3 separate regions of the Homo sapiens genome follow, and all the other regions are linked to region 1. A link is a contact called in ENCODE Hi-C or POLR2A ChIA-PET data. All regions are on one chromosome and are shown on one strand. The core of a region is the stretch at or near the end of the contact, and the rest is flanking DNA. Distances in the headings are between cores, read along the strand shown. Region 1 overlaps DCAF12 (DDB1 and CUL4 associated factor 12). Region 2 holds the start of PRSS3 (serine protease 3). Region 3 holds the start of UBE2R2 (ubiquitin conjugating enzyme E2 R2).

Region 1 (3,470 bases), core at 509-3,008:
GTGTGGTGACACATGCCCATAGTCTCAGCTACTTGGGAGGCTGAGGCAAGAGGATCGCTTATGCCCAGGAGTTCAAGGCTGCACTGATCCATGAGCCATGACTGCACTCCAACTTGGGTGACAGAGTGAGACCCTGTATTTATTGTCTTTAAAAATAAAAATACCAACCTGGCCAACATGGTGAGACTGTGTTCCTACTAAAAATACAAAAAAAATACCTGGGCATGTTGGCAGACGCCTGTAATCCCCGCAGCTACTCAGGTGGCTGAGGCACAAGAACTGGTTGAACCCAGGAGGCAGAGGTTGCAGTGAGCCAAGATTGCACCACTGCACTCCAGCCTGGGCATCAGAGCGAGACTCTGCCTCAAAAATAAATGAATAGATAAAATAAACATGAAAAAAAAGCTCAGCTAGAATTACAGTATTTTAACTGTAAGGTGAATTATTAGGTAAAACCACAAAATCATGTTCATCACACCTTAGATAGTGTATTTTCAGCCTTCCAGAGATGAAAGTAGCCATCCAGAGACACTGCTCCCAGTTCCTACAAGAGCAATGAAAACCAGGTTATATTATCATCTATAGCAACTAATGTACGATAATAAGCAGGCGAGGATTCTAAGGTCAGGGTCCTTTATTCCTGTCTCGTGATGATTCCAGCAGAGGTGCCAGTAATTATTAGACCATTACTTCACCCTACAGAACCTAGCTGAATGGCATATTAAATTGAGGCTGCCAGCAATAACACAGGCACCCATGGTTGAAAAACTCCTCACTATGCTATCACTCCCTCAACGTCCTGTTGGAGAGTTAAAGCAGGGCACATATGTGAAGGACAGTTTCATAATCTAGTGTGAGAATTTCTATAAGTGAAGACTCTAATTTAGGAGAGATTAATCTACCCTTAGGCCATAAATACAGATGGGATAGGAGGTTGAGGGAACTACCCTTCAAACTGTGGCCTGATTCAGATTCTGGAGAAGCCTTTCTCTGGCTCTGGGTGTATATTCTGACACTGCTTTTTTTTTTTTTTTTTTTTTTTGAGATGGAGTCTTGCTCTGTCACCCAGGCTGGAGTGCTGTGGCGCAATTTCGGCTCACTGCCAACCTCCACCTCCTATAGTTTTCCTGCCTCAGCCTCCTGAGTAGCTGGGAATACAGGCATATGCCACCATGCCTGGCTAATTTTTTTGTATTTTCAGTAAACATGGGGTTTTACCATGTTGGCCCAGGCTAGTCTCAAACTCCTGACCTTGTGATCTGCCTGCCTCGGCCTCCGAAAGTGCAGGGATTACAGGCGTGAGTCACTGCGCCTGGGTGACACTCTGCTTTATTAAAACCTCAGCATCAGATCTGACTCAATAAGGTAAGACTTAGTGGAAATGTGAAGGGAAAGTAGGCAGTAAAGAATACTGGCCAGGCATGGTGGCTCACGCCTGTAATCCCAGAACTTTGGGAGGCCAAGGAGAGTGGATCAACTGAGGTCAGGAGTTCAAGACCAGCCTGGCCAACATGGTGAAACCCCGTCTCTACTAAAAAATACAAAATTAGCCATGTGTAGCGGTGCATGCCTGTAGTCCCAGCTACTTGAGAATCTGAGGCAGAAGAATTGCTTGAACCTGGAAGGTGGAGGTTGCTTTGAGCTGAGATCGTGCCATTGCACTCCTGCCTAGGTGACAGGAGCAAAACACAGTCTCAAAAAGAAAAAAAAAAAAAAAGGAATGAATACCAAAGAGAAAAAAAGTGATTGTTTTCAGAAGCAAGTATGAAAATCATGCCCAGAATACAGCACCTGCAAAGGCATGTGCAAATGACAGACAGTCAAATCAGGGTGGCCCTAGGGGAATTCTGTGAGGCTGACCCACAAATATAGACTACTCAGAGAAATACTGCAGACACCAATTGAAGGGGTGGGTTTCAGAGCCTCAGTTATAATTTCTCACCAGCATCACTCAGCCTTTAAGAGGTGTTCTGTGGGCTCAGAACCATGCTATGTAGCAAGCACTGATGGGGAAGGAAAAAGGAGTGCATATCCCAAGACATAAGCAAGAGGAATACACGTCAGGGATCCCTACACAAGTTCATACCTTGTTCTTGTTGTTGAAGGCCAGAGCCCGAACCTTGCAGTTGTCAGGGTTTGTGTCTTCTTTGGGGATGTCCTTTAAGGCCTTGTGAGTGATGTGTGCATACACAGGGACCCGTGACACATTGTGTCTCGCATCACTTTTGGTCAAAACATCATCTGTCACCTCCCAGAGTCCCATAGAACCATCACGTGAGCCTGCAGGGCCAGGAGAACACAGATGTCAGATGTACCCACCCCTCTATGGGAAATCCCACAGACGCCAAAGAGGGCTTTCATAGTCTAGCTGTTTGTGCATCATCCTCATATGTGCTGAAGCTTGGCCAGATGGCCCACCCTAAACACAGAGCAGTAGGCATTTTAATAGCTACACTAAGAGAATTATTCACCTAAGGTCTAGGCATTAAAATATAACTTTTAAGTTTGACATGGTTGTTGAAATTTATTTATTATTATTATTTTTTTTTGAGACAGAGTCTCGCTTTGTCACCCAGGCTGGAGTGCAGTGGTGCGATCTCAGCTCACTGCAACCTCCATCTCCTGGGTTCAAGCGATTCCCGTGCCTCACCCTCCCAAGTAGCTGGGATTACAGGTGCCTGCTCCATGCCTGGCTATTTTTTTTGTATTTTTAGTAGAGACGGGGTTTTACCATGTTGCCCAAGCTGGTCTTGAACTCCTGAGTTCCAGCGATCAGCCTGCCTTGGCCTCCCAAAGTGCTAGGATTACAGGTGTGAGCCACCACACCTGGTCTGCTTTTTTTTTTTTTGAGACAGAGTCTCGCTCTATCACCCAGGCTGGAGTGCAGTGGCACGATCTTGGCTCACTGCAACCTCGGCCTCCTGGGTTCTAGCGATTCTCCTGCCTCAGCCTCCCAAGTAGCTGAGATCACAGGCGCATGCTACCATGCCCTGCTAATTCTTTTTATTTTTATTTTTGAGATGGAGTCTTGCTGTGATGCCTAGGCTGGAGTGCAATGGCGCAATCTTGGCTCACTGCAACCTCCGCCTCCCAGGTTCAAGCGATTCTCCTGCCCCAGCCTGTAGCTGGGACTACAGGCGCGTGCCACCACGCCCAGTTAATTTTTGTATTTTTAGTAGAGATTGGGTTTCACCATATTGGCCAGGCTGGCCTCGAACTCCTGACCTCAAGTGATCCACCTGCCTCAGCCTCTCAACGTTCTGGGATTACAGGCATGAGCCACCGCGCCTTACTCGAAATTCTTTAACGAGAATTTTATACATTTTGATAAAGCTAATTTTCTTTTTTATTTTTCTTTTTTTTCCCTTTTTTTGGAGATGAAGTCTCTCTGTGTTACCCAGGCTGGAGTGCAATGGCATGATCTCGGCTCACTGCAACCACCACCTCCCGGGTTCAAGCGATTCTCCTGC
Region 2 (3,470 bases), core at 651-3,150, 300 kb before region 1:
GATGTCACCTGCAGCAATTCCCACAGTTCACAATGATCTCCATGGCTTCCGTTGGCCTTATGGTGAGCTCTGCCAAGATCTGTATTCTTGGGCAAGACAGAATCCTTCTGAATCTCAGTCTCTTCCTCTATAAATGGAAATAATTTTGCTCTGCACAAATCACAATTAGCATGTTTGTGGGAAGTCAAACTGTGAAACTCAGCATAACTGAAAAGCAATGTACCACTGTTGCTTATGTGAAAACTCTTGTAAAGCTGTCAGGCACCATGCACCATCTAAGTACAGCAGTGTTAGGTATGAGCCCATCAGTGATTAGAGGGGATGTGGGGTGGAGAGCGGGTCTCTGAGCAGTGGATCTCCTGGCTTTGGGGAAGCTGGCTCGTTGGCCATGCCAGGAGCTGAACCTGAAGGTACTCTGTGTGTCCTCTCAACTCCACGGGCCCCACATTCGCATTTTTTCCAATTCCCTCTGGTTTCCATTTGCTTCCTCCCTCTAGCCCCCTGGCCATGTCCGATCTCAACACGAAGTTTCTGAGCTTTTCTCATTTTGTTCACCATCTCCAGAACATCTCTGCTTCTTTTACTTTTCAAAGAATTTAAACTTGAACTCTGCTCACTCCTGCCCATCACCAACCTGAGCTCAGAGTTGCTGAGAAGGGAAAGCACCCTCATAAGGAAGCTCCTCCTTTCCTTACATCATTAGACTTGATCACAGACAGCATCTCCATCTCCACACTACTCTGGCCAGGTTGTGCCTCAGTCAATTACACAACTGTGTCTTAGTAGCCTTGGTAGGGCCCAAATCAGGATATTCTCTGGGAAGATTCACTTGATACTAAGCCCAGCATAATCTCACTGCATCTAAAATAGAAAATTCTAGACCCACCCCTCCACATCTTCTTATTGATCCCAATATGTGACCCATTTACCATGTGCTAAAATCTCTACCTACTGCTGATTCTCAGATCAGATGGTAACCCAGATTTACCATGGTCCAAACTCTGACATCTGATCAGGGGCATGTCATTCTGGTTCAGGCTGTCAGCCCTGAGCAGGTGAGTCAGTTTGCATCACCCTAAGTGCAGGTTGCCAGGACAACCGTGAGGCTGCATAAAAAGAACCTATGACAGGATGCACATGAGAGAGACAAGTGGCTTCACATTGAAGAAGGGGAGGAGTGCGCCATTGGTTTTCCATCCTCCAGATGCACTGAGTAAGCTCCTACCTAACCTGTGTCCCCTCCTTCTTTGAAACACTTCCCATCCTTTTAAGCCTTGGTAGGAAGGAGAGCCATCTGGAAGCCCAGAATCCTATGGAATGCTAAGTCTCCCTTCTCCTTACCCCTTAGTGTTGGAATTCTGGATACCCAAAGTCTTGGATTTGACCTTTGTGCACAGTGACTGCAAAGAAGCATATTCATATTCACAAAAATGAGCCTTAGATAAGACTTTCCTCCTCTCGTGGGGGCTCCAGGAAACTGAAAAGCCAAGCTTGTTACCAATGCTTGCCCTTCCTTAAGTACATTATTAAATACATCCCCAATAGTTAAAAGGACTCCTAGACACCCAGGCCATTCTCCCTCCTTCTAACCCTCATCTCCTCGGCCTACGAAAGCCCAGCTGTGTGATCCGGGGATTGGTTTCCCCTGTCTTCCCCATCCCAGCATCCTTCCAGGAAATAGCCAGTCTCCCTCTCTGCTCTCAGAAGGCAAGTTTCCTTATCACCTGTGAATCACAAACCCACAGAGTGGCCAAACGTAGCCGAGCTGATGCAAGACCCTGGCAAGGGGAAAGCTGCAGGTGTGTTTGTGCTGGGAAGAACTGTGACCCTCACCTCACAGACACCTCCTCTCCTGATTCTTGGAAGGGTATAAGGACAGGCCTTCCACCACCAGTCAGGCACACTCTACCACCATGAATCCATTCCTGATCCTTGCCTTTGTGGGAGCTGCTGGCGAGTTTCATGACCTGCCTCAGGCCCCACCCACCCCCTTTCCTGGCAGACACATGCCCTGCCATTCTTGCCACCTCTCCTCTTTTGACTGCGCTCTGATATTCTATTTCCTCCATCTGACATATCTCCTTCCCATCCTCCTTGGGCTCTCTTTAAGCCTCACCTGTTTCACCTTTTCCCTCATTTCACTCCCACCACTGTCATTCATCCATATCCGAGCTGTGGTTGGAGAAGCTGGGAAGGGAGACCAGGTGGGGCTGGCCCATGAAATGAAGTGGCAGGCTTCAGGCTTGGCTCCAAGAGCACCAGTATAGCACCACTATAGCTGCTCTTAACCTCGAATGCACCTGGGGAGGTTCAAAAATTACTCATGCCAGAGATTCAACTCTAGAAGTTCTAACTTCATTTGTCTGGGGTGCAGCCTGTGTACTGGGCTTTTAAGCTTCCCAGGTGATTTTTAACGTTTCCAGGCATGCCGCCAAAGTTAAGAATTGCTCTTCTATTGGCCAATAACAAAGTCTACCTTTGTTATGCCAAAGTGAGCCTGGGGCTGCCCTCAACTCTGCCCTCACTGCACAGATCTGAGCTATGGGGGAAGCTAGTCATGGCCAGGTCTACCCAGACAGGGGGTTTTCCTAGCTTAGCCAAAGTATCCTGACAATCCAGGGCTCAAATAGCCAGGGCAAGTACACAGGTGATGAATAAAAGAGAGAAGCACTCAGTGGGTGAGACAACAACATACCAACTGCTACCCCACTGGAAGCATTTTGAGGACATTCCTTGCATCCTCAGCCTGGTGTCCCCAGGAGAGATCTGAGCCCCTGCAGGGTACCTAGCTACGTGCCCTGCAGACACAGAGACTTGGGAGCCACATCCAGTGATGCTCACCAGGGGTGGCAGCGCTCCCTCCCTTGCCTGGCCTCACTGGGCTTGTTAAGGATTTCTAATTGGCAGGAAGCAACCGCAGGCTGGGAGCACCACCCCTAACATGCTACTGACTTGCCTTCTCCCTTCCTATTTCCACTCCAGTTGCTGTCCCCTTTGACGATGATGACAAGATTGTTGGGGGCTACACCTGTGAGGAGAATTCTCTCCCCTACCAGGTGTCCCTGAATTCTGGCTCCCACTTCTGCGGTGGCTCCCTCATCAGCGAACAGTGGGTGGTATCAGCAGCTCACTGCTACAAGACGTAAGTGTGGGGCCCCTGACTGCAAAGCTCCCAGCCAGGCTGCCTGGGAGAGCTTGGCTTCAGCCCAGGGAAGTACTGAGGTTGGGTAAGACGGATGGGAGAGGTGGTGGAAAAGAAAACTTGTTGACAGCAGCTGACTCTCCAGAGCAAGGCCAATCCATGAAACAGCAAGGGTTGTGGTCATAAAAGCAGGCAGGGATAATCTTGGAGTTGTCAGAGCTAGTGACAAAAGCAGGCAAGTACCTTTTGCTGGTTAGCTACACATTAAAGCGACCTAAGACAGAGTTTTTGAAAATACTGATGCCTGTGTCCTACCCCAGGGCAATTA
Region 3 (3,470 bases), core at 359-2,858, 280 kb before region 1:
CTCGCCAACATGGTGAAATCCCGTCTCTACTAAAAATACAAAAATTAGCTGGGCATGGCTGTGCACACCTGTGGTCCTGCTACTTGGGAGACTGAGGTTAGAGGATGGCTTAAGCCCAGGAGGTTACTGCTAGAGTGAGCTATAATCACTCTACTGTACTCCAGCCTGGGCAACAGAGTAAGACCCTGTCTCAATAAAAGGGGTGGGTAGTGGTGGTATCCAGAATACAGCTATGCCTTAAAGTTTTTTTCTTTCAAGTTTCTATGAATCATTAACCATGTGCCAGTCACTACGCTAAATGCTGTACATACATTTAATCATTACAATTGCTTGTGTTGGGTATAATTAATCCCCTTTTACAGAAGCTGATTAAACAGCCGGGTGTGGAGGCATGCACCTGTAGTCCTAGCTACTTGGGAGGCTGAGGTGGGAGAATCGCTTGAACCTGGGAGGCGGAGGTTGCAGTGGGCCATGATCGCGCCACTGTGCTACAGCCTGGGTGACAGAGCAAGACCCTGTCTCAAACAAAACAAAACCAAAAAACAAAAAACTGATGATACAGGGAGAAGTAATGGAACTAGGGTTGGAACCAAGATCTGTCTAGTTCCGAAACTGTGTGTGTAGAACTCTCACAATATTCTGGCTTTTCTAGGAAATGTTTTTTAGGCAGTTATCCTAGGACATGCCTTCCTAGGAGAAAGGAGTACTGTATTCTGAACCACGGGGGGACCAAAGACTGTCCCCACATCTCACTTCGGTTATGATTATCTCGAAAGTCCCTCAGTTCCAGGGTGGACATTCAAGCCACAAGCACCTATAGGGAACTTTGACCCCTAAGTTCAACCACAGTAGTTTATTTTACAAATGGCGAAGGCGAAGGGCAGCCTGAGCACTTGCCCCAAATCACAATGAGAAGGGCTAGAGACCCAGTTTGTTATTGTCTTTTTCCTCACAACTTCCTCTTTGTAGTTAAGAAGGGAAGCAGAAGCTGACCTTTTTGTCTCACCCCGTTTCTCACGTGGAACTGCCGCACCCAGGGTGAGTAACGTGCCAAAGGGCACACTTGCCTGTGGGCTGGCCTGCGGGAAGGTCTGTTCCCACCGAAAAGACCCACATTGTCAGCACATCCTAATCAAGTAGCTACTAAGTGGAGGGACCGCAGACTGGGTGTCACGGGGAGGGGCCTGCAGCGACCAGGCCCGTCCCAGGATGGCTGCGGAGGCCCCTGGATCCACAGTGGGGAGGGCCCCGAGAGCCGGGAGACCTGGGTTCCCTTCCCGGGCACGCCTTTGGAACTGCGGCGTCCAGCCGCACAACCGTCACTCTGGGGCCACGGCAATCCCTGCGCCCGCCCTTGGTCCCCGCTGCTTCTGGGATCTTTATGGGCGGGGGACACGCGCCAGCGTCACAAAGCGCCGCGACCGCGCGGGAGACCGAGAGGAGGCGTGGAAACGGGAGGAGGAGGAGGTGGTAGTGGAGGAGAGCCAGGCACGGTGGGGGGAGGGGAGGGAGGGGCACGCGCACGCGCGTCGGGCCGCCAGCCGCTGAGAGCCGCCCAGCACCCGGCGTGCGCCCCTCCTCCCTCTCTCCCTCCCTCCCTCCCTCCCTGCTTCTCGGCTCCGTTGCTCCCGCGGCGCGAGGCGCTCTCGCTCTCCTCCTCCTCCGCCGTCGCCCCTCCCCCCGCGCAGCCCCCGCCGCCACCGCCGCGAGACCCCCGCACGCCGCTCTCCCCCCACCCTCTCCTGCCCCGCGCGCCCTCCGGCCCCTGCGGCCCCCGAAGAGAACGAGAGGGCGAGCGAGCGCGGCGTTCCCGGGCCGGCCCGGCCCCCTCCCTTCACCATCGCCGGCCCTCCGCCGCCTTCCTCCGCTTCCACCTCCTCTCCCCCCCCCCAAGTTGAGGCCCCCTCCGGGGGGGGGAGGCCCGGGACCGGGACCCGTAGCGAATTCTCCTAACTCCCTCGACCTCTCCTCTCGCCCGGCCCGAGTGTGAGGAGAAGGGCCCGGCCCGGCCTGCGTCGTGTGTGAGGAGGACCCCGGGCGGGCCCACGGGCCGTGTGGGGCCTGGTCTGGCCCGCCGGGTGTGTGAAGACCGGGGCCCGGTGCTGCCCGGCCGGAGGGCGAGCGGAGGGGAGGGGCCTGGTCCGGCCCGGCCGGTGCGTGAGGACTGGGGCCCGGGCCCGGCGCCGCCGCCGCCGCCGCCGCCGCGATGGCCCAGCAGCAGATGACCAGCTCGCAGAAGGCCCTGATGCTCGAGCTGAAATCCCTGCAGGAGGAACCGGTGGAGGGCTTCCGGATCACCCTGGTGGACGAGTCCGACCTCTACAACTGGGAGGTGGCCATCTTCGGACCCCCCAACACCCTCTACGAAGGCGGCTACTTCAAGGTACCCTCACCCTCCTCCCGGACCCTGCTTCCGCGGCCGAGGCCTCCGGCTCCCCGCCGCTTTCTGCAGTTCCTGGGACCAGGAGTATGAGCACGGGCGAGTGGAGGGGGCTTCTCACCCGTGCAGCCCCCTCCCCCATCCCTGGAGGCAGGAAGGCCTTGCTCGCCGAGTGCCTTTTCTTTGTCATGGGGGCGGGGGCTCGGGCGGGGGCGGGAGGGCAGGCTGCACCGGGAAATCGGAGAGCCTCTCTGGTTAGGGTAGTGTCTACGGGCGGAGGAGGCCGCCTTTGTTTCCCCCGCTGAGGGTGGGTGGAAAGAGCGGTGGTCTATCTGTGCTTTTTCGTTCTCCGGTCGGAACCCCTCCCTGCGCAGGCTGGAACTGCCCCAGAGGGCAGGGTGACCTGCACCGACTGGATTGGACTTTTCTTTTTTGGGGGGTGGGGGTGGGGGTGGGGTGGGGGAGGGGCACCAGCTTGTCATTTCAGAAGCTGCCGAGTGCCCTGACATTTTGAGGATTTGTTGGGCATCTTGGGTAGTGGTAGTGCCAACTTTGCATTCCAATGGGTGGTGGTGAAGAATGGGACCCTAGGGGTGGTAAAAAAAAAAAAAAAAAAAAAAAGGGTGCCCGCGTCGTCTTGTCATTATCCATTTGGGGGAACTTTAACCCTCTTTCCGTTCACATTCTCTGCTTACCTCAGTCACTGGTTCTTTCAAAATGCCCTTTGTCCTCACCATGCCACCAAGTTTGCCAACCTTTTTTTCTACAGGTAGAAGTATCCACAAAGGGTGGAACGAGTCATGTAGGGAGACTGATAGCTTCCTACTTTCAGAGACAAAATTGAAACCTGCTCAAGTGGTTAACTCTAGCTAAAGGGGTGGTCTCACAGATGACAAGTATCATCTGAGGCGAGATCGTTTCTCTGGGTGGGATGTATGGTTCCTTAGCGACCACAGACATTGTTTCTGTTGTTTTATATGGTCTTAGAACAGTGGTTATCATTCCAGAATCTAATGATTTTTTTTTAACTCCAAGGTAGTTAACTTGGAGATAATGAGTGTTTGTTTTGTTTTGTTTTTACTTGAGTGTT

Evidence for each region. Hi-C counts contacts between places; a loop is a spot of excess contacts on that map. ChIA-PET counts read pairs that join two places held with the same protein, here RNA polymerase II (POLR2A). Pooled maps may share reads with other maps.
Region 2: a map of endothelial cell of hepatic sinusoid shows a loop between it and region 1 (3-fold over the local background). The contact joins the promoter of PRSS3 here to the enhancer-like site in region 1. A Hi-C loop is called at or near these places in 1 of 168 maps with a recorded cell type or tissue (endothelial cell of hepatic sinusoid). POLR2A ChIA-PET finds 5 or more read pairs at or near these places in 1 of 52 experiments (activated naive CD4-positive, alpha-beta T cell).
Region 3: a loop to region 1 is called in a pooled map, with 2.6 times the contacts of the local background. The contact joins the promoter of UBE2R2 here to the enhancer-like site in region 1. A Hi-C loop is called at or near these places in 2 of 50 pooled maps. POLR2A ChIA-PET finds 5 or more read pairs at or near these places in 3 of 52 experiments (GM12878, H1 and IMR-90).

What each region holds. Positions count from the first base shown.
Region 1 is chr9:34,096,238-34,099,707 of GRCh38, forward strand. DCAF12 (DDB1 and CUL4 associated factor 12) reads right to left here. Exons shown (of 9, transcript NM_015397.4): 5 at 2,087-2,280; 6 at 479-544. Among named protein-coding and RNA genes, the nearest start is that of DCAF12, 29 kb to the right of the region's middle. Within about 2 kb of position 1,759, at least 2 of the 41 ENCODE cell types and tissues checked have a DNase peak (open chromatin) inside an H3K27ac peak, as active enhancers do; they include GM12878, where a contact is called at or near this core.
Region 2 is chr9:33,793,661-33,797,130 of GRCh38, forward strand. It overlaps PRSS3 (serine protease 3), which reads left to right and starts at 1,901. Exons shown (of 5, transcript NM_002771.4): 1 at 1,901-1,953; 2 at 2,983-3,142. The coding sequence starts at 1,914. The region is part of intron 3 of UBE2R2-AS1 (UBE2R2 antisense RNA 1); the gene reads right to left. RefSeq lists an enhancer at 2,450-2,950.
Region 3 is chr9:33,815,552-33,819,021 of GRCh38, forward strand. UBE2R2 (ubiquitin conjugating enzyme E2 R2) reads left to right here and starts at 1,609. Exons shown (of 5, transcript NM_017811.4): 1 at 1,609-2,383. The coding sequence starts at 2,207. It overlaps UBE2R2-AS1 (UBE2R2 antisense RNA 1), which reads right to left and starts at 3,317. Exons shown (of 5, transcript NR_170204.1): 1 at 3,076-3,317. RefSeq lists an enhancer at 1,119-1,208 and silencers at 1,499-1,598, 1,779-1,988, 2,059-2,228.